Regions from separate parts of the Mus musculus genome. Here regions 2 and 3 are each linked to region 1. A link is a loop called in an ENCODE intact Hi-C map of the cell type or tissue named here. Cell type or tissue: left cerebral cortex. All regions are shown on one strand.

Region 1 (8,000 bases):
TATACAAACACAAATTTCTTACCTGGGTTTGTATTAGTAATGCATGGAACTAAATCTGCATTATAGAAATACAAAATACAGTGGCAACAGAGTGTACCTGTAAGATACTATTTGCCTTTTTTATACCAAGCCATATCCAGGGCCAAAGGGACAGAGTTTGACATTATAGTCTGACCATTGCAGTTTAGTCAGTCATTTGAGATTGTGACAGGCAGAAGGTAAATGTCCTATGGTCAATGTGATATGGACTGTTTATTAATAAATAAGAACAAAATCTAATGAGCCATGCTTCCATTAGCTAGATCACATTCTAAGAACCCTTGTTACTCTTTATTAGGGCTTCTCTGCGTGAGACATCATCGGCTTTCCTAAAAGACAGTCATCATCATCCCTTGTATGTCTAAAATTGAAGCCACAAAATTTGATGCAGAGAGATTCCAAGGGCATCTGCGTGCAAAGATCCATCCAATTATAAATCCATGTCAAGGTCCATGCGTGTGCGCATGCATGTATGCTAGCGTGTTTGTAGTGTTGAAGGGAGGACATGAGTCACTGGAAAGTATGTATGTTAATAGAGCAGAGGGCCTGTGAGAGAAAGGTGTTACTTCTTACATTTTCCAGGAATGTTCACTCAAAGATGTTTAGGGAAAGTTCAAATTTTTTTTCCAAATTCTCAAAGTATCTTTATATTAAATATGGCTAATTGTATTTATTGCAAACATGGTTTAACAGTAATCCTCATATTATGTTTACAGAACATTAGGAAAAAAACATCATTTGAAGGAAATGCTTTTTTGCTTTTTATTTTAATTAATTTACTTTTTTACACTCCATATTATATCCCCCTACCCCAATCCACCCTCCAACTGTTCCACATGCCACACCTCCTCCCCACTCCCCTACCTCCACGTGGATGTCCCCATCCCCCACCCCACCTGACCTCCAAACTCCCTGGGGCCTCCAGTCTCTTGAGGGTTATGTGCATCATCTCTGAATGAACACAGACATGGCAGTCATCTACTGTATGTGTGTTAGGGGCCTCATATCAGCTTGTGTATGCTGTCTGTTTGGTGGTCCAGTGTATGAGAGATCTCAGGGGTCCAGATTAATTGAGGCTGCTGGTCCTCCTACAGGGTTGCCCTTCTCCTTGGTGTCTTTCAACCTTCCTTAATTCAACAACAGGGTTCAGCTGCTTCTGCCCATTGGTTGGGTGCAAATATTGCAGGGAAAGTTCAACTTTTAAAGATAATAATCTCCGTTTTAGACTTCACACAAAAACCTAACCATTAAGGTAAGAAATCGCAGATCAAAGGTAATCATCATAACCTAGAGAGCAGAGAAAAGTTATTTTTTTTCTCAGGTAAGATGCAAGAAACTTACTACCAGCGTGTTGTTATCAGACGCCTGCTCATTTCCATCACAGAGAGGAAGTGCAAGGCATCAGCCTTCCACAATATTTGGGTGCAATGTTATTTTCTCTGTCCCCAGAGCCAACACTTCCGTAATTATTTGATATATAAAAAAAAATTATCAAAAGCATTGGTGCACATCAGTGAGAACTTTCAACCACCTTGAAAATGACTTTTAGAATATTTCATTAGCAGACTGTCTCTCAGAGCCTGAGTTGACATTCATGTTTCTTCATACCAGTCTTTCATCCATAAAACCCTTTGTTCTCCTGAACAGTTTCCAGACAATGTAGGCAATCACAAAAAAAGCATCCACCCCAGCATTTGATCAGCCTTATTCAAATCTCATCTATTAATACTTTTGTGAGATCTTTCTAAGAATTTTATTTCCTTTCTTTCAATACCATCATATTATTTCTTTTTTAAAAAAAATGCTAAATTTAATGAAATGGAAGCCTGATATTTTGTAGGAAATAAGCACAGCTCGTGGGGAAAAAAATCCATCCACTATTATCACTTTCGATAAAGTATATGAGAAAGTAACCATTGTGTTGGGTTTGAAGATTTAATTTTAAATACATAAGATTGAATGTCTAGCCCTCAGAATATTATGGGAGGCAGCCTTTACTTAAACAGCATCTCCCACACACCCAAAAGTAACATATTCAAAATAAAATAATTTGAGTAGCCAAAAACATAAGTATGAATGTTTTAATAAAAAGCAAAGCATTAAATGAGCTGGTTAGGATTACAAAGTCTTCCTAGACCCCTTACAACATGAAGGATCGCTGTGATTAATATCTGCAAAATCAAGAATCATACCACTTCAGCTCTTCCAGGAGTTATGCAAAAACGGATACTTTAGTCAATCTACTGTAAGCATGACACTAGAGCTGCTCCTAAAGAACTGAACTGTTGCTGAGTCTTGGCATGGGAGAGGCCATATTTTATGAAGCACGCATACTCCAGAAGCAGGAAAAGCTGCTTTTGATTCACAGCTATGCCTACTAACCCGATTTTAGTCATTTAAATGATTTGGAAAAAGAGTGCATTCGTTACTTATCCTATCGATGTAATAAATGCCCTGACAAAAACAAGTTAAGGGAGAAAGGGGCTATCTTGGGCTCACAGCCCAAGGGCACAGCCCACCCTAGCAGTGAAATCCTAGCACAGGGGCTGGAGGCATTGACTCTGCAGTCAGGACCCAAGCCCAAGGAATGGCGCCGCCCACCTTTAGGATTTGTCTTCCTACCACAATGAGCTTAATCTAGATGCTTCCTCTGCAGCAGTACCAAGGCTATCCTCATCTAGATAATCTCTCACAAGTGTGATCAGAGACTTTGTATCATAGTCAAGTCCAGAGCCTGTTAATAGGTTAATATTGACAATCAATATTAAGCATCACAGACAGTTAACACAAGCCAGGAAAATCAAGAAATACTAAGCTCAATTTGATTTAATAACTCTGAGGTGTTGTTGGGTTTTGGGGGTTTGTACCATATGCATACAGGTGCCCAAGAAGGCCAAAAGGGGTGTCAAATCCACTGGAATTACAAACAGTTTGTAAGATGCTAGCTGATATAGGTGCTGGGAACAGAACCCAGGTCAAAAGCAACAATGTTCTTAAGTGCTGAGTCAACTCTCCAGCCCTCTTTTATTTTAAATGGATTAATTTCTTCTCTATGTGCTTCTGTCTGTAGAGAGGGGAGTTGCAAAACCCACCCTGGACTTGCCAGGCCACATCTTTGAGATTCTAATTTCACCTTCTTCTGAGAACCTTGAATTTCTAGGTTTACTGATTTGTCATCCAGATTAATTTACTAGTATGGGACTTCATATTTGTGTTTTGTTAGTAAACAAAAATTTATTTCAAGTAATATAATGTCACAGAGAGATAGACACTGTCAAAAAAATCAAAGGGTTGGAAAATAGTACTGAATGGAGCTGGAGAAACGGCCCAAGAGCTAGGAGCTTTGCAGCTCCTCCAGATGGCCCTGGTTTGATACTCAACACCTGCTTGGAGGCTCACACCGGGCTGTAACGCCAATATCACGGTATCTGGTGCCCTCTTCTGGCCATTATAAGTACTGCATGCATGCGGTGCACTGACATACAAGGGAGCCAAACATCCATGCGATGCAAAAATGAAATGAAAATAAATAAGGCTAAGAATATTTCTTAAACAAGAGAAATATATTTAGCATAATCATAAATTCAACAGAATGTTTTAATATCAAATTGGAGACAGAATACCCGCCCGTTTGTAATCCAGCACACGTGAGACAGGCAGAAGGATCACTGCAAGCTTGCTACAAGGTAGCACTGTCTCAGACACAAAAAAAGTAACATCGAGATGGAAATAAAATCAGTTCCTCACTGTCTCTCATTTTTGGCAGTTTCCCCAATGTTTGCTCCCACCATGAAGTGCTGCCTGCCCCAAAATGAGGAGCCTACCTACCCATCATAGCCTGAAACCTCCAAATGAGTGACTCAAAACAAGCTTGCTATCTTTGTAACTTACTCTCCCTGGTACTTATTGTAGGGATAGGAAGCTGGGTAAACACCAATTCCTGCTTTCACACGGGAAACATAGACACATGGGCGAACAGTCACAATTCCCAGTGTAGAAATTGTCTATGCGTTTCACGGACTATAGAGGAGAACCCACATTCTCTTACACGCTGGTCCTCATTTGTGCCTGTTACTTGGATCTATCTTTGTCATCCCCAGCACTCTGGAAAATTACATAGCGCTCTTAGGAAATCAGGAAACTATTCTGAGCCTGTGGTTTTCTATAGCTCACCATGGAACCGTGAAGGGCAGCTGCCAGCTTGACTCATACATACCACCCAAAATGTACTCCCAGACACTCCTCCAGACTCTCTGTTTCACGGTAGCCCCCACCTAGCCTTGTTTCACTTTCTGCAACCCACCCTCAAAGTCACTGCTGCCTCGGAAGCTGTCCGGTGATCTTTCGTGGTAATCTCCAGCAGCCAATTGGGTTTGGCAGTCTCTGTGCTCACCCTCTTCCGACCCACTCCCGAGTCTCCTCCAAGATGCCCCGTTTGTAGATCCCAATCTAAACGAATCATATCAGCTTACTACCTTGTTTCCAACTGGGGTTAGTCAAAGCAGAGCAGAGTCCTTTCATGCAAAGAGAGAGCTTTTCATTGAGGAAAAAATATAGAACGAAATCCTGTCATTTTTCTGTCTATGCCCTGGATGAGTCTAAAGGACATTAAGTGAAATAAACAGGTGCAGAAAAATAGTTGCCATACTGATATACGCAAAGGGAGATAGTTCATCTCAGAGGATGGTGGCTACAGAGACTGGGGAGGAAAGGGCAGGGCGAGGTGGAGAGGGATGGTTAACAGGTACGGGGTTGGAGAAGCTACTAATGTGTGGCAACACAGCAGGGTAACTCTAGTTAATAATTACTAGCTAAGATTTTTAAATAACAGGTGTTTGAGGTAAGGATTTGTCAGTTTCCCTGATATGATCCTTATGCATCATAAGCATGCATTGAAATATCACACTATACCTCAAATGCATGTACAGTTACTGTGCCGATTGAAAATTTAGATTTTAAAAATAGAGTCCCTCAGCTGGTCTCCACAAAGCTTCCTCGTGCTGCGTTCTGTAACTGCTCCTCTTCCAACTCTTGCCACTGGTAGCCAGCCTCATCGCCACCCTCCTCTATCCGAGGCTTTTAAAAAGCACCGTGTCGTGGAGTCCCCTCGGCCTGCCTACACTTTGGCTAAGTCTCTTTATTCAGTAAGACTCCTCACCTCAAACCACCCCCATTTGAGGTGGCAATCTGTTTCCTGCCAGCAGCCTGCCAAGCTGGAGTCCTTATCGGATTTGCTTGCTCGCCAACATTTGATACCAGCGTCGGCCGCCTTCTTATCTCTAGCGACCTGCTTCGTCTCCCTAATGAGTCTGCCTCAGAGTGGTCAGGAAAAGATGACAACACGAGTCTTCAAGTGGCCTCCCTCAGAAACTCGTGATCAGAGTAAAAAACGTGTGCTTTCCCCTACACAATACCTGAGTGCCGCCCACACACGGTCTGAGTGGACTTGTGCGATCTCCCACACGCTGATGAGCGTCACTGGTAAGTACTCTCCACTCTGAGATTCTCTGTAGAGAACCCGCACATCTTCAGCACCTCAGTCTTCTCAACTCAACACAGGGCCTTGGCTGCCCGTCGGCTTTCTTCTCCCATACAGTGTCCAGCATGCTCTCTCAAAGCAGTAAACACGGGCCACCAAAGGATTGATTTGTTTCCTGTCTCTCTTTTTATTTCTTTTTTTTATTATTAGATGTTTTCCTTATTTAAATTTCAAACGTTATCTCCTTTCCTGGTTTCCCTTCCGAAACCCCCTATCTCATCCCGCCCCCCCATCCCTGCTCACCAACCCACCCATTCCCGATTCCCTGTCCTGGCATTCCCCAACACTGGACATGGAGCCTTCTCAGGACCAAGGGCCTCTCCTCCCATTGATGTCCAACAATGCTATCCTCTGCTACATATCCAACTGGAGCCATAGGTCCCTCCATGTGTACTCTTTGGTTGGTGGTATAGTCCCTGGAAACTCTGGGGGTACTGGTTAGTTCATATTGTTCCTCCTTTGGGGCTGCAAACCCCTTCAGCTCCTTGGGTCCTTTCTCTAGCTCTTCCATTGGGGACCCTTTGTTCAGTCCATTGGTTGACTATGAGCATCTCCCTCTGTATTTGTCAGGCATGGGCAGAGCCTCTCAGGAGACAGCTATATCAGGCTTCTGTCACCAAGCTTTTGTTGGCATCCACAATAGTGTCTGGGTTTGTTACTGTATGTGGGATGGATCCCCAGCTGGGGCAGTCTCTTGATGGTCTGTGCTTCAGTCTCTGCTCCAAACTCTATCTCTGTATCTCCTCGCATAAATATTTTGTTCCTCCTTCTAAGAAGGAACTTCCTTCTTCTTGGGCTTCATTTGGTCTGTGAATTGTATCTTGGGAATTCTGGGTTCTGAGCTAATACCCACTTATCAGTGAATGCATATCATGTGTGTTCTTTTGGAATTGGGTTACCTCACTCAGGATGATATTTTCTACTCCCATCCATTTGCCTATGAATTTCATGAATTCATTGTTTTTAGTAGCTGTGTAGTATTCCATTGTATAAATGTACCATTTCTCTGTTGAGGGACATTTCTCTGTTGGGTTCTTTCCAGCTTCTTGCTATTATAAATAAGGCTGCTATGAACACAGTAGAGCATATACCCTTGTTATATGTTGGAGCATCTTTTGGGTATATGCTCAGGAGTGGTTTAGCTGGGTCCTCCAGTAGTACTATGTCCAATTTTCTGAGGAACCACCAAACTGATTTCCAGAGTTGTATCAGCATGCAATCCCACCACCAGTGGAGGAGTGTTCCTCTTCCTCCACATCCTTGCCAGCATCTGCTGTCACATGAGTTCTTGATCTTAATCATTCTGACTGGAGTGAGGTGGAATCTCAGGGTTGTTTTGATTTGCATTTTCCTGATGACTAAGGATGTTGAACATTTCTTTAGGTGCTTCTCAGCCATTCCTTTGTTGAGAATTCTTTGTTTAGCTCTGTACCCCATTTTTAATAGGGTTATTTGGTTCTCTGGAGTCTAACTTCTTGGGTTCTTTGTATGTATTGGATATTAGCCCTCTAGTGGGCTAATATAGTGCTGGTAAAGATCTTTTCCCAATCTGTCCGCTGCCTTTTTGTCCTATTGACAGTGTCCTTTGCCTTACAGAAGCTTTGTAATTGTATGAGGTCCCATTTGTCAATTCTTGATCTTAAAGCATAAGCTGTTCGTGTTCTGTTCAGGAAATTTTCCCCTGTGCCCATGTGCTTGAGGCTCTTCCCCACTTTCTTTTTTGTTTGTTTGTTTGTTTGTTTGTTTGTTTGGTTTGTTTTGTTTTTTGAGACAGGGTTTTTCTGTAAAGCCCTGGCTGTCCTGGAACTCACATTGGAGACCAGGCTAGCCTCGAACTCAGAAATCAGCCTACCTCTGCCTCTGCCTCTGCCTCTGCCTCTGCCTCTGCCTCTGCCTCTGCCTCTGCCTCTGCCTCTGCCTCTGCCTCTGCCTCTGCCTCTGCCTCTGCCTCTGCCTCTGCCTCTGCCTCTGCCTCTGCCTCTGCCTCTGCCTCTGCCTCTGCCTCTGCCTCTGCCTCCCGAGTGCTGGGATTAAAGGCTTGTGCCACCATGCCTGGCTCCCCACTTTCTTTTCTATTAGTTTCAGGATATCTGGTTTTATGTGGAGTTCCTTGATTCACTTGGGCTTGAGCTTTGTACAAGGAGATACTAATGGATCAATTTGCATTCTTCTGCATGCTAACGGCCAGTTGAACCAACACCATTTGTTGAAAATGCTGTCGTTTTATTCTATTGGATGGTTTTAGCTCTTTTGTCAAAGATCAAGTGACTATAGGTGTGTGAGTTCATTACTGGGTCTTCAATTATATTCCATTGATCTACCTGTCTGTCACTGTACAAGTACCATGAAGTTTTTATCACAATTGCTCTGTAGTACAGCTTGATGTCAGGGATGCTGATTCCCCCAGAAGTCCTTTTATTGT
Region 2 (8,000 bases), 180 kb after region 1:
TTTAATCGGGCTTGGCAGCCCATACCTGAGGTCAAGCCAGAGCAGACAGATTGCTTGAACTCAAAAGTTTGATATTCATTTGGTCTGGGTCATGTAGTAAACAATACATGTCTAAAGAAAATCAAAGCTAAAGTTCTAGATCACCTTTGTAGTTCTTTTTAACCTCTCCAGAAATTGATATCCTGACAATTTTTAATAATGTTATTTAATTCCTTGAGAATTCCATATAATGTATTTTTAAGAAAAAAAGGGAAAAGCTGGATATCTCGGTTGATGTAGTTGTCACCTCCCAAAACAGACAAAAATGCATACCAAAACACAAAAGAGACTGTGGAGCATCAGCTGTGTCATCATCTTGACTGTTCTTTTTCTAAGAAACCCTTTTGGTTGTCAGAATCAGACAACTGCGGTGAACATTACCACCCGCCTAACTTCAGTACTAGGGTAGTGGACAGCTCCGTGGTGCCTCTCTGGACTCTTGTCTCAAAAGGTGCGAAACACCACAACAAGAGCACATAACACAGAAACGAGGCAGCTCCAAAGCCCCAAGATAGTTGCCATCCTTGTCAGGACAAAAGTCTATGTCTAAATGTCTCAGCTTCCCTGTATGCCAAGGGGACATACCTTTTCCTGCCACACAGTCTTCCTTTGCTTTCTATTGCTGTGGTAAACCATCGTGGCCAGCAATTTGATGGGAAGAAAGGTTACTTTATTTTATAGCTAATAGACCATTGTGAAGGGAAGTCAGTGTAGAAATCAAGGCATGGATCTGCAGGCATAGAGAAACACTGAGTACTGGTTTAGTCTCAATGACCTTCTTATGCCACCCAGGTACACCTGCTGCCCAGTGGTGACACTCGCACAGTGGGCTGGATGCTCTCATAACAATCATTAATCAAAAGGTGCCTCCACAGACTTACCTACAAGCCAATCTTCTTAATTGTGCTTCTCTCTTACCAGATGACCTGAGTTTGTATCAAGTTGACAAAATAAATAAATAAATAAACCTAACCAGCACATATGCTAAGCTCAAACCCAAGGCCTTTCACATCTTCATCAAGTGACCTATCAATAGGATACATCTCCAGCACATTGAGACAATTCTAAGCAGTAAGTAACTCAGCAATAGCTGCTCTCTCTCTCTCGCTTGCTCTCGCTCTCTCACTCTCTCGCTCCCTCTCCCTCTCTCCCTCTCTCCTCTCCTTCTCCCTCACTCAGTCACTCCATCCCTCCATCTCTCCCTCTCCTTATTCTCACACTTACATTTTCTATAGTCACCTCCAAAATAAACCCGCTATGTCTTAGTTTAGTCTGCTATAATATAAAAGACAGTGGCATTTACCCTCTCAACTGCAGAGTCTAGAAGTCTGAGGCAAGTGTTGTTTGGTTCTTGTCAACCCTCTTTTTGGTCTATTTACAGCTCCCCTCACCCCCAGGTATGTACTCCAGGACAAAAAAAAAAAAAAAAAAAAAACAGAAAAGAGCTCTTGCTCCTTCCTCCTTCTATAAAAGTATGAATTTTATGAACCACAGTTTCGTGGTCTAATCTAACTTTAGTTGCCTCACAAATAGTCCACCTCTAAATAACATTTCATTTAGTCCATGGCACCCAAACTCAAGTCTTTGACTCAGGGTCAAGTTTAAGTAGTAGAGAATATGTGCTGCTTGTATGTGGTCTAAGACTCATAATTATAAATGCCTAGGCTAAAGAGCCTAAGAGTCTAGGCTAAAGTTGCTTCTGGTAAAGTGATGCATCTCTCACTTGTTGCTAGTTAGTTACTGAAACCTAGAAGCCAAGTTAAACTGGCCATGGATACTATACCATATAAAACAAAACTGTAACGATGATCCTTGATGCTTGGATAAACTGTTAGTACACAAAACTATGACAGACCCTGAGACAAGGTCAGTAAATACTCCCACCTGCCCACCTGCCCACCTGCACACCTGCACACCTGCACACCTGCCCACATGCCCACCTGCACACCTGCACACCTGCCCACCTGCTCACCTGCCCACCTGCACACCTGCACACCTGCACACTTGCCCACCTGTAAAACTAACCTGCAAACTCTTGGCTTTGAAGACCCAGGTCCCTAGAAACATGAAGGACTCAATTCATCCATCAGGAACTGCCTCCTTTCAGCCTGAGGGTTTTTGTTTTTCTGGTTTTTTGGGGTTTTTTTTCACAGCCTGACAGGGAAGTTATTATGGTGGCCTGAGTTCTACCAAGGACATGTGATGTATGTGTCTGCTGCAAAGTTGTAGCACACAAGAAAAACCTTCACAAAGTTAGCCTATCTTAGGACAACTCCAGATATCTTGTTTCTGGGACAAGGGCATTCATTGTCTTCTGCTTTCACTAATGTCTCCATACAGTATACATTGCGTTAGGCAACTCGACTCCACTGGTTAAAGGCCTTTTCGGCTTGAAACTGTTTTTCATAGAATAATATAATAAGTGTGAGTCCCACATTTATTGCTAAATATATGACCTTGCTCAGTCAAAACTCAGAATCTGCTTCTGTAAAATGCCAACAACATAAAACTTACATCGTAGGTCATTGGAAGAATTGCAACCAAAAAAAAAAAAAATCCCTGAAATGTGTATAGTACTGTCCCTGGACGAAATGCACTTCTACATGTTAAATGTTATTGAAATCATGTCCAATAATAGCAACTGAACAATGCAAAAACACAAAGAGTTGAACTTAGAACTTAGGGACACTTTAGGAAAAATATAAGGGTTTTTTTTGTTTTCATTCTAACCATTTCATTCTTGAATGATTTAATATTCATTAAAATTCTCTTATAACATGATAAATGTTTATTTAAAAACAAAAATAACGAATATATCTATTTATAAGATCATAACCTAAAAGGGGAAATATCTATGAATATATGGGTATAGTAAATATCTATGAATATATGGATATAGTCATGCCCCACATTTATTGAGTCCTGGCTTTGTATGAGATGTGCAAAGGGTTACAGTGTTGAGCAAGACTCAGTCTCCAGTGAGAGCAACAGCTAGCTAAAGAGCCAGTAAGAGCCCTGTAATAGAATGAAGGTACTATGTCCAAGGTAATAAGAGACGTTCTTACAAGGAATAGCCAGCTCCACTCAGAGGTGTTGGAGTGTGATAGGTGAAGCTTCAAAGTTATAACTGTAGAACTGGAAAGTGAAGAAGAAAGAGTAGTTAGCAACTTAACCCATGGGGAAAGGGGATCTGGAGCAGAGCATATACAGCAGAGAACCGTGGGAGAACATGGCATCTTCTAGGAATGCCGAACAGTGGAGAATGGAATGAGGAGAACTAGAACAAAACAACTCTCACACGTGATAGTTTGTAGTTGCTTTTTAATGACCATCATGGAGTTATCATCAAACCTATGGAATATTGATATCACATATGGTGAAAATATGTGTCCGCCTTTATATGTGTAAAACTAAAGCCAGAAGTAGAAAGTCCCAACTCCAGATGTGGTGCCCTGCTCTCCATAACAGCAGCTTGTACTTATGCACCGTCTGGGAAACCATTAAGAATCAACCTTGCTGAGCTTCACGCCATCACTTATGGTCAGAAGCTCTGAAGACATGGGGTAAAAATGTGTGTCTAGATGCTCTGCAGCTGGCCCTGAGTCACACTGGAGTATGCCATTCGGGACTGTACGGGAAAGGAGAAGAAAACAAAGGAGCGTTTCTCTGACATAACAGTTTGAAAGCTTACTAGGAACGCAATCATTTACCTTGAAGTACTCTGAAAATCTTGCAAAGATGTTTAGTTAGTTTGCCAGGCAATTCGGTGGGAGGACTTTAGAAAGCACACAGGCAAGAGTGGTCAGAAAATACATTTTTCTCCAATCCATTTAAGTGCTAGCTACGTGGAAATCCAAGAAGAGAAAGTTTCCAGTACTCCTTCTAGAGTTGACTGACTTAAAATAATTAAGTAAACTCAAGTCTTTTCTTGTACTTCTCTTTCCCCTGAGATGTGTTCTCACTGGACAGCTCAGATTGGCCTTGAAGTTATGATTCTCCTGCCTCAGCCTTCCAAGTCCTAGAATTACATGTATCACAACCAGCCAAGTAAATTCATTTTTACCATTACAACATATTAGAGTTCAGGCAGAAGTTTATTAACCTGTTTTTACTACCACTCACTTCTGTGTTCTCTTCAATTACTATGTGCCATATATTTAATAAAATATCAGTAAAGGGCTGATTGTTGTAATGCATACTTATAATCTCAGTGATCAGGAGCCTGAAGCAGAAGGGTCATAAATTCAAGGACAACCTGGGCTACACAGTAAATTTCTATCACTACCTTCTACAGTATATAGTAAGACCCTATCCCAAAAATGCCAAAAGTGACAACTGAATAGACAACCTAATTAATGAAAAGAATATATTAATATTTGAGTATACATAAAAAGTGCATAAGATATATTTTGAAAATCAAGCAGACTTTATATGACTGAATATATAACATTTGAAAAAGTGCAGTCTGAACACTGTGGTTTATCACATCGATTTTTCTGAAATTAAAATCATTCTGCATCCAATCCACCTGCCCTCTGTATTGCTGACATCAACCACTGAGGTGATGAAGAAAAATCTGCCTTGTGCTAGCTAGTATCTGGCAAACTAACACAAGTTAATTTGTCAATTAAACTATCAGTGTAATAGGGGATGTTACAAACTAACATTAGCAGGTTAAGAGAGGGGAACTGTATTATTCATAAAGAAAAACACAAGTCCACCACAGAAATTCAGACATCACTTAAAAGATGAACAGTGGGAAAATAAGTTAAAGACAGGGTCTGAGTGACCTCTAGCGTCAGGAAGGAGAATATAAGAAAGAACGTTGCCCATGGTGCAGAATCTTTTGGAAAATCCTATTATAGATATAATGTGCATTTTATATATGATTTCATTGCAACATCGTTTTTATTTCAACCTGTTGAAAAGCCACCTAAGGAAAAAAGATCGACAAAGAAATAGCCTGTGGGATTCTACATTTCACCTGTCACGGAAGTACTACTCCGACTTACAGAGTTAAAATGTCTTCAGTAGCGCACACACAAAAGTTTGAGATCTCAGCCTTACTATCCAGACATCTTCAAGGAAAAAGAATGCCTGGTATTAAATGTTAAATAACAGTAGGTTTCCCAATTGGTATTGAGAAAAGGTCAAGGGGATGCAGAGAGGCAATAAAGCCGTTCCAATTTTAGTAGCATGGAGAGAGAGAGAGAGAGTGCTTACATTCAGGGCTTCACCTTCTAATGTATGCATTGATTTTTCTAAAAGCTCAGGTCTGATCACCTTCAATCAAGGTTCTTCAACCCCGCACCCCAGTTGCTTACCAAATTGAGAACACATTCTTAGGTGGGTCATTATGGGCTTCTGTGAAATGACCCCTGATCTTCATCTCCTGGGAGGAAAACGTTGCAATATGATATCCCAACATGTGCTGTTTGTGCACGTGCAGACCTCCCGCATCCCAGCATCTTCTTTACTGCAGTTTCGGAAGCCTCTGTGGGAGGACAGCCCCAAGCCTGGGGAGAATGGGGGCATATTTCTGATAATCTGATTTTATGCCTTATTTCTAACATCAAATAGATGTGGAGCATTATAATCATCAATCAGCCTAACTTAATGCTATATGGATCATGTGTGCCCTGGGTGTATTACCACAGCCACCTCTTCATGGCAGAAAGAATGGTAGAACAAAATAAAGCCAAAAGCCACTGCTGCTTCTCATCAATGTCGGGCTGGATCTTGGGCAAGACCATCCACTCTTCCTGTCCCAGTCTCCTCGCTGTAAAGCAAGCCCCTCAATAAACAGCTTTATTACACCAATAGGAAGATTCAAGTCAGAGGACATATGAAAGGTGCCCAGGGTTCCCTATGCATACGGAAGAGCCTCTTCCCACCCCCAATGCCTTCATGTCCTCTGGCTGTGGTGTCTGCTTTTCCAATCCCTGCTTCTCCTGTTTGTTGTCAGCCAAAGAATCAAAAAGATGTCATTCACACAGCAAAAGCCTGATGACAAAGAGCCACCCGATAATCACACTCGGTTTCACATATGGTTTTGATCTTGTATGCTTTCTGCTCTGACTTACAGCATGGCCAGTCAGCTTTCTAAGCTCAGCCAATGAGCAAAAGTATGCTAAATCATAGCCTTGGCTCAGGGTGGAGAGTTAAAACAAAGCTTTATTTATTAGGTGGTCCCGCCTATATGAGGCATCCAGGATGATAAAAAGCTCAAAGAAATACGGTTAAATGGGGGTTTCCAGGGACAATACACAAAGGGGAGTGTTTAATGGGAACAGATTTACGAAAATGAGTTACAGATTTGCAAAAAACAGAAGTTCCAGAGACGGATTGCCCAACAGAGAGAGGATAATTTAACACTACTGAACTGTATGCTTAAAAATACCTACGATGAAAAAAGAAAATAAAGGCAATAAAAATAATAAAATACCTAAGAGGATAAGTTTTCTGCTATATCTGTTTCACCACAAGTAATGGTTGTTTAGTAGCTTAGTGGTTCAGCACTTGCCTCACAGGCACAAGGTCCAGGGTTCAACACCTAGCGGGAGCACACACACACACACACATAGAGAGAGACAGACAGACAGACAGACACACAGACAGACAGAAACACAGAGAGATAGAGAGGCAGAGAAAAGAGGGAGGGAGGGAAGGAGGGAAGAAGAGAGAAAGAGAGAGTTAGAAGAATGTCTTATAGTGGTCTATGAAATAATCCGTCCCATTTAAGTCCCACACATCCTATGTCGTTTTGAGTTTATGTTAAGGGTAAGAAAAAGTAGTTTTTGTCCCCTTTGAACATACCTAACACAAAAAAAGATGTATTGAACCTGCTAGAAACAAAGGGACGAAGAGAGTGGAACATCCATCTTTTGCCCAGAGTAACAGGGACAGGACTGGGGATAACTCTTAACAACAGTCAGGGTTCAGGGTCAGGGTTCACACAATTACTTAAATGATGCCTCGAACAGTTACAAGCAGTTCCTGAAACCCTCCCCTCCAATAGAAACAAAGGGTCCATTTCAAGGCCAATTGCAGACTTTACCCCTTCCTGGTGAGCAGGCAGGAAGAAGGTGAAAAAATTAAAAGTCCACACTGCTCCTTTCTCCTAGTGTTCACCTGACTCAGAAATGGATGGAAACTTTGTAGTCTCCTGCAGAAGGGCACTGCAGGAACAACAGCATTGTATCCACTAACCATTGTCTTGCTCCTACTCAGTGTCCCCTGGGACACTGTCTCTGAAATGTCTTCATCTTCGTCATCGTCCTTGGGTTTTGGTGGGGTTGGAGGGAGTTGTTAGAGGAGGTCGGATTAGCTTCTTTTAACTTTTTATTGATGGATAACACACAGAAGAGTGCACAAGCCGTAACTGCACACATTGATGGAGCTCTGCCAGCTGAGTACCTCCGCATAACCAGTGCCTTATCAACGCAGCACTGCTCTGTCCCAGCGCTCAAGCCCCTCTGTGAGTCTGTCAGATTTCCCTGACGAGGGCAACTAAAACACAGCTGTGATTACTCCTCCCATCACACATTTCTTTGTCTATCTTTTTTGTAACTTTATATAAATGAAATAAGGAGCTTCAAATTCATGAGATCCCTTGTAAGTTGCTCATGCACACACACACACACACACATACACCTTGCTATGAAGTGAATCTGCTATGTAAACATGAATTGTCCCTTTGACTGTTCCTCCAATTCTCCAGTTCTGTGCTATTATCCTGCCATACTTGGGATTCCTGTCAAGTTTTTGTGCCTTAGGTGTCCAGTAACATCTTAGGACTTTTCTAACAACGCACCTAGAAGGTCCTTGCCTGAAATCTCCAGATCTCATATTTTAGTTCCAAACACAACCCCATGTGAGAATTGGGAGAATCATGTTTTCCTGAAGACGATATGACCGTCCATGCTCAAAGACACTATTGTATCATTGCCTTAGAGGCTGTT
Region 3 (8,000 bases), 100 kb before region 1:
ATTTATAATATCCAGAAGCTGGAAAAAACCCAGATGCCCCTCAACAGAGGAATGGATACAAAAAATGTGGTACATTTGCACAATGGAGTACTACTCAGCTATTAAAAAGAATGAATTTATGAAATTCCTAGGCAAATGGTTGGAGCTGGAGGGCATCATCCTGAGTGAGTTAACACAATCACAAAAGAACTCAAATGATATGTACTCACTGATAGGTGGATATTAGCCCAGAAACTTAGTATGCCCGACATATAAGAGACAATTTGTAAAACACATGAAACTGAAGAAGAACGAAGACCAAAGTGTGGACACTTTGCCCCTTCTTAGAATTGGAAACAATCACCCATGGAAGGAGTTACAGATACAAAGTTTGGAGCTGAGACAAAAGGATGGACCATCTAGAGACTGCCATATCCAGGGATCCATCCCATAATTAGCCTCCAAACGCTGACACCATTGCATACACTAGCAATCGTTTGCTGAAAGGACCCTGATATAGCTGTCTCTTGTGAGACTAGGCCGGGGCCTAGCAAACACAGAAGTGGATGCTCACAGTCAGCTAATGGATGGATCCCAGGGCCCCCAAATGGAGGAGCTAGAGAAAGTATCCAAGGAGCTAAAGAGATCTGCAACCCTGTAGGTGCAACAACATTATGAACTAACCAGTACCCCAGAGCTCTTGACTCTAGCTGCATATGTACAAAAGATGTCCTAGTCGGCCATCACTGGAAAGAGAGGCCCATTGGACACGCAAACTTTATATGTCCCAGTACAGGGGAACACCAGGGCCAAAAAGTGGGAATGGGTGGGTAGGGGAGTGGGGGGGAGGGTATGGGGGACTTTTGGGATAGCATTGGAAATGTAATTGAGGAAAATACATGATTAAAAAAAAAAGGATGGACTATCCAGAGACTACCCCACCCAGGGATCCATCCCATAATCAGCCACCAAACCCAGTTACTATTGCATATGCCAACAAGATTTTGATTAAGGAACCCTGATATAGCTGTCTCCTGTGAGGCTATGCCAGTGCCTGGCAAATACAGAAGTGAATGCTCACAGACATCTATAGGATGGAACACAGGGCCCCCAATGGAGGAGCTAGAAAAAGTACCCAAGGAGCTGAAGGGGTCTGCAACCCTATAGGTGGAACAACAATATGAACTAACCAGTACCCCCAGAGCTCGTGTCTCTAGCTGCATATGTATCAGAAGATGGCCTAGTCAGCCATCAGTGGAAAGAGAGGCCCATTGGTCTTGCAAACTTTATATGCCTGAGTACAGGGGAACACTAGGGCCAAGAAGTGGGAGTGGGTAGGTAGGGGAGCAGGGCCAGGAGAGGGCATAGGGAATTTTTGGGATAGCATTTGAAATGTAAATAAAGTAAATATCTAATAAAATAAAAAAATCAAATATTAAAAAACATTTGCCACAGAGATTAGCACATGGCTAGGAACATTTTTGACAATTTGTATTTAAAGAGATCTTGATGTCATAAATAGATACTATTAGAATTGTGCCACCATGGGTGATTTCCTTCCTTATAACCAAGGCTTGTTTGAACTACAGATGTCCAAGGATTATGGGGTAGATTTGCAAATGGTTTGCTGTGGGTAAGAGAGCAATTTCTTGGCAGATTACCTGAGTCAGTTCAGTGCACCCTTCAGTTATTTTGGTGGCCTACTCTGTATAGTGTGTTTTATTCCATCAAAAGAACTATGCTGGAATCTAGAAGCAAAATAGATATAACTATTAATTTCTATGTCCAGAGAAGAGATAGCAACCTGATTATGATCAATAGAAGAGCAGTATCTAATAACCCACAGAGAGTGGATACCACTTTCTCCCACACATAACAGTGAAATGAGATATCAAAAATATAGTGGACGGTTACATCATCTGTATTTTGAAAATAAATATAAGCTTTATGAAAAATAGTCCCTTTTTCTGAATTGATCTTGGATGGCATTTATTGAACTTCATAAAGCTGATAATTACAATGGTTTTTATTGATCACTCACCATGTCTCTATCCTAAGCAAGCCACATTCAGTCTTTTGACAGCCAGATAAACTAGTCTATTATCTCTGTTTATATATAGTATAGCCATGTCTTGGAAATGACTTGTGAGTCACTTAGGGAGCTGTTGGTGACAGACGGGCATTTAAAATCCTAGCCATGCTCATGGTACCAACCCTATATGGCTCTGTGGCTGAGAGTCTGTATTCAACCAACCCAAAGGTGTTGCTCAGACCTGCTTCCTTCTGGGTGAGCTAAGAATTCTCTTCAGCAGCTGTCCTGATAGAGAAGAGCAGCTTCTTAGCTCCAAAGGCTCTGATGCTGAACCCAGCTCCACCAATAATCCAAAGGGAGCTTTCTCCAGTGTCGAGCATCGAATGCCAGGCTTTTGCCAAAGTGTATAGTCCCGCTGCCTGAGGTTTCTTTCTGTGAAACCTGCAATTCTGTACACTTCTGGAGTACGCTATTGCTTCTAAGCATGCTGGATTTTTAAAGCATTTTCTACAAGAAGGGGGTGGAGGGAAGCAAGCTCAGAAAATCCCAGTATTTCTACTGCCTTTGCCAAATTTGACATCTTTGAAAGTAACTGTGAGAAGCACGCACAGTCTCTGCCAACTGCATGATTTAGCAGCTATAAAATCCCTCTGAATCAAACCCATTTTGAAATAAAAAGGAGCCTGCTTGAGAATTTCATTGCACTGTTGGATACCTACTCAAAGATCAATCACCCCTCTTCATTCTGTATTCCTGGTATATTTTTAAGTTTAATCTTTTTTTGCAGCTTACCCATTTAGTTAAGGGTAGAATTTTAAAAGACTAAAGACTGAGCAAGAAAGAGGAGGACATTGAGTGTGAACAAAGAGGTTTTTTAGACTCTGCACAATAGAATCGGAAACGATGGTCTATTTTCTTTTCAGCTCTTTTCCCCAACGGTACAGTACCTAGATTCTCAAAACCTGAGTGTCCTTTCCCCTGAAGGAAAATAGTCTCTCTCTGCGGGCTGCCTAGTTGGATAAAACAGCTGTGTTTCCTACTCCACAGGGAATTTCTTTAGATGAAAGTCTATTTTTTTTAAGTCTGAATATGATTGGGTGAGCAGAAGGCTAAACACATTGCTTATGGTTTGGCCTCCAATGACAACTGAGAGGAAAAAAAATGTGTTCATAAAATGTGGTACAAAAGCAATTAACTATCTCGAAACTGAAATAACATTGTAAATCAAATGCTGGCTATAAGGAAATGCAAAGGTGCGGACAGCAGAGGCTCTCAAGAGAACAAAAATAAAAGTGCTTGAATCTGAGTTCCTGAAGCTCTGCAGTAGGAACAGAGATGCACCTTGAATCTCATTTGGAGTTTATGCGAGTGCTTTAATTATGACATATGCACAGGCTCTTTCTTCACATAACACTCACATACTACATGTTTAAAGGTGGAAACAAGGGAAGAGTACATTTTTTCACAGTGAAGATATTTATAAAGGACCAATACGCATTCACCTATATATTTACTGAGAAAATGTTGTCAGATATGAGCTAAATTCTGCTTGTGAAAATTTCCTTTGTTAAAAAATTGTTATAGCTTTTAACTTTCCATTTCCCGAGTTATTCACCCCTAAAGAATTGTACCTTGAAACCATTAATAGGCTCTACATTTTTATGATTGTATTTTTCTAATTTTAACTGCAAATAGTATCTTATAGGTAGCCCAACTTCATTTCAACAAGATGAGCTGATTTATCAGTGTATTCAAAGGGAAGTGTCATGGAACTTTGGCCAGAAACAGGTTTGAACTTGTACCAGTATAAGACAAGATCATGGTTGTACCGTGTGTTTACTCTGAACAAACCAAGTTGCTGAATTGTGTTCAATGTCTCAGATACAAATTCTATCACATCATAACATCACAGAATGAAACTTCTTGATAAACCACAATAAACTGGAGAGAGAAGAGAGAGGACAGAGATGGGGAAGGGTTAGGCCATGGGAAAATTTAGAAATAATTTAGAAATAGAAATAATTTGAGAGAAAACCATAAATTTAAATGTGGGTTATTAGTGAAGAGATTGTACAGCTTATCATCTAACGTAAGTAAATAATCATGAGACCCCAAAGACCACCATTAATAATTACTTTGAGAGAATATGCAAAAACTGGAATGGATGGCTATACTTACATATTTGCAAAACACACACTCTCTAAGCAACATATGAATAATAGAAGCATACTGAAGGGGGGTCATTTTGAAAACAGCTGTGCCTTGACTCTAATCCTGGTGGCATTCTAGTTACATACTATTCCTGTACCCTTCTTCCTTATCTGAGAAACAAGGACATCTAACTTGGATGAAGTATTTTCAGTGCACCCAAAATCATAGCCTACGCATCACAGTTTCAATCAGCCTTGTATCACTATAACTAAATACTTGACATGGGCTACTTGCATATAAATAGAGGATTGCATTGGCTCATGGTTCTGGATGTTCTAGTCCAAAATCAGTCAGAAACCATTGTTTGTGTCTCTCCTGGGGCCAGTACACCGTGGTGGAAACATGTGGAATGAATGCTCAAAACGAAGCAGTGAGATTAAAGCCAGGATCCTACAGTCTCCTTTAAGGACATTCCCTAAGGGCTTCCCCTACGGTTCCAACTCAAAATGGCCTAGTGCTCCATTTCCCACACTGCCACCTAAGACACAGGGACCACCAGACATACTCATGCAACCCACAGCAAATGCTGAATAGCTTTGCACTAAAGACCAAAGTTCTAGCCTGCTGCACATTTCCTATTTTACACATAAAGCAGAGGATTGAGCGAGGCTATGTTTTGCTCATGGCCATTTAGCTAGAAAGTGATAGAGCTGAAATATAAGCCCTGACAGTCAGTCTTCTGTGTTCATACTCTTACTTGCATTTTTGCCAAAAAAATAAATAAATAAATAAAAACACTTTTGCAGAGATCTCATTAGGACTAAATGATACGCTGGCCACCAAGTGCTTTGCCCATTCCCAAAACACAGTGGAAAGTAAAACTAGTTGTCATGAATGGAATTTTAAATATTACTTTGAAGATTTATTTTTTATTGGTATGTATGTATGTGTGTGTAGGTGCCCTAAAGAGACCAGAAGAGGGAATCCATCTTCCAAGGCTGGAGTTATAGCTGTTTGTAAGACACATGATGTCAGGGCTGGGAGTCATTCTTAAGCACTAAGTCATTACTTCAGTCATCTACAAGCTTAAACTGTACAGGATAATAATCAACAAATCAGAGGTTGAAAATGTAGAAACTATGTATTTCATATTTCTGGCAGTCTGGATCAGAGTAATTCTTGGGTGTATGGTTGGTTGGCTGGTTAGTTGGTTGGTTGGTTGGTTGGTTGGTTGGTTGGTTGGTTGGTTAGTTCTTTGGTTCATTGGTTTGTTGGTTTGGTTTATTTTTCACTTAAGGTCCTCAATAAGTTTTGTTCAAAAGGTACTCCTTTTCAGGAAGTGAAATATTTCCTTAAAATGCATTTGACAAAAGTCAAGATCCATTCAAGTAAATAACTCTCAACCAAGCAGAAACAGGAAAAAAACCTTCCTGACAATTATACAGACCATCAAGAGGAAACCTTTAAGGATGAGTTGTACAAGGATGTCCAGTCCACTGTCATGATCATCCACCTCATCCTGCAGGTCTTTACCAATGCTATCAATCAAGGAAAGAAATACATAATGGAAATATGATGCAATTATTACAACTTCTTGATGGATTGTGCCCTTTACTAACAGGGAGTGTCCATCTTTATCTCTGCTGATTAGCTTTGATTTGAAGTCGGCTTTATCTGATGTAAAGATAGTGGTTACTACTTGTTAATAATTTCTGTTTGGTAGGTAGCTTGACTCCATAGTTTGATATGCAATTTTTAGATGTCTTTGCTAACCAAGTGTTTCTTGGAGACAACAGATGTATGTTTAAACACAGTCTGTATTTTGTTGGTTAAGGTGAAGCCATTTACATTTAATGTGATTATAGAAAGGAAGTTGTTATTTCCTAGGAATTTGTCAGATGGTGTTTTGGATTGCTCAATGATTTTTTTTTTCTTTCTCTCATATTAGTTTTAGGAGTTCTTTTGTTTCCTTGTTAATCTTGGTTAGGCATGGGACTACATACCCACTCCCCTTCTCAGGTCTGGGACCCTTCTAGATTGAAACTGTGCAGGTCTTAGGTGTGGCACAGTCATTGTGAGTTCATATGTGTATTGATCCTGTTGTGCCTAGAAGACACTGTTTCCATCACCCCTGCTTCTTACAATCATGTCCACCTCCCCTTCCACATAGATCTCTGAATCATGAGGGGGAGGGCTTTATGAAGACATCCTATTTCAGACGTAGTGTTCCAAAGTCTCTCATACTCTGAACACTGTCCAGTTGCAGGTCTCTGTGTTAATTCCCATCTACTGCAAGAAGAAGCTTCTCTGATGAGGGGTGAGTGAGGCGCTGATTTATGGGTATAGCAGTATGCCATTAGGAGTCATTCTACTGCTAAGCTCCTCTACCAGATTAGGATTTCCCCTAGTTCCATGACCTATCCAGTCTCAGGTTCTTGGCAAATTTAGCATTGTCGAGTATGGGTTCCTTTCCATGAAGCAAGCCTTTAACTTATTAAAAAGTAATCTTTAAGTCCTATAACAAATGTGCCACAGTTGTACTAGCATATCTTGTAGGCAAGTCACTGTTGTAGGTGAAAGCATTTGTACCTGGCTGCTATTGATAATTACCTTTTTCATCTGGTAGGCTACAGAGTACCTTCCAGAACCACGAATGCCAGTCAAGAGAGATAAAGTTTCTAGTTAGGTACCAGCTTGTCTTCTCCATGTTTGATGATATAAATAGGTGGGGGTTTTACTTTCAGTATCTCTATTTCCTTTCTTAATTTTCTGTTTATATTTTAGACTTTTATGTCATAATTTATTTTTATTCAATTTTGGAAATTATCTTTTAAAGGTCTCAAGTATATTCCCTTTGCTCATGCATCTGTTTGAGTTTTCTATATGGTCATTACTTCTTTTAAAACATAAAACTGAATTCTTTGTCCAATAATTCATTTATCTCTGTGATTTTGAAGTCCACTGTAGAGAAGTTTGGAGTTTGAGAATAAGGTGTGCTTGGTAATCATGTCATATTTGTATGTGTATCATGTTTTCTACATCTGTTGGCATGCATCTATCTTCCAGTTTTAGATTCTCTTTCTTCTGACTCTAATTATTTGTGTTTAAGGGTTTTTTTAAGGGCACTGTCTGGGGTTCTGATATGAAAACTGGAGAAGCTTGGTGTCCATTCCCAGATGACATATCTGCATGTGGGATATCCTTATGCACATGCATACAAGACCAAAAGACTGCACCATATGTCTTCCTCTCCAGCTCTCCACGGTATTTTTGACATTTTTCTTTTATTTTTTGAAATTATACTAAAGTTATATTATTTCTCCCTTCTCTTTTCTCCCTCCAAACCTTCCCATCTACTCTTCACTGTTCTCTTTCAAATTCATGGACCCTTTTTTTTTTCATTGTTGTTACTTGTAAGTCATAAAAATGATCTTCCCCAAGGAAAACCACACCAAGTGTTTATCCAATACCAAATGGACTGTCCTGAGAACATGCATACTAACAACTTTATACTGATTGACCAAGTTATATTTAGGAGTATATATGCATATAAAATTACTTGTTGAGATAGTCTCTTACTGAACCCAAAGGAGTTCTTCAGGAGTGTCTAGCCAGAGACCTCCTAGTATCCACTTGTCTCTGCCCACCAACACTGGGAGACAGGCACATATAGTCACAATCAACATTTTATGTTAGTCCTGGGGATTTGAACTTTTGCTTTCATAGCAAATACTCTTGTCTGCTAGCCATCTTCCCATCCCCAAGTTGCACATTTTCAAGGAGATAACTGTTATCAACTCACATCTCATAAAATAGTAATATAATCAAGTGTTTATTT

Evidence for each region. Peaks named below come from ENCODE experiments on the same cell type or tissue, not always from the same donor. Only the 100,000 strongest peaks of a DNase experiment are listed, where the experiment ranks them.
Region 2: a loop joins it to region 1, with 4 times the contacts of the local background. A loop is called at or near these places in 7 of 42 quality-filtered maps.
Region 3: it touches region 1 in a loop (2.5-fold over the local background); 2 of 42 quality-filtered maps call a loop at or near these places.

Annotation. Positions count from the first base shown.
Region 1 is chr8:96,148,530-96,156,529 of GRCm38, reverse strand. No RefSeq gene overlaps it. Among named protein-coding and RNA genes, the nearest start is that of Gm31892, 150 kb to the right of the region's middle. In left cerebral cortex, a CTCF peak has its summit at 3,487 (motif pointing left); DNase peaks (open chromatin) are centred at 3,853, 4,228, 5,259, 6,211 and 1 more place; H3K4me3 peaks cover 1,406 bases; H3K27ac peaks cover 1,762 bases.
Region 2 is chr8:95,971,906-95,979,905 of GRCm38, reverse strand. No RefSeq gene overlaps it. Among named protein-coding and RNA genes, the nearest start is that of Gm31892, 31 kb to the left of the region's middle. In left cerebral cortex, a CTCF peak has its summit at 4,835; a DNase peak (open chromatin) is centred at 4,824.
Region 3 is chr8:96,251,071-96,259,070 of GRCm38, reverse strand. No RefSeq gene overlaps it. Among named protein-coding and RNA genes, the nearest start is that of Gm32005, 54 kb to the left of the region's middle. In left cerebral cortex, no CTCF peak of the experiment used is centred here; DNase peaks (open chromatin) are centred at 2,584 and 3,024.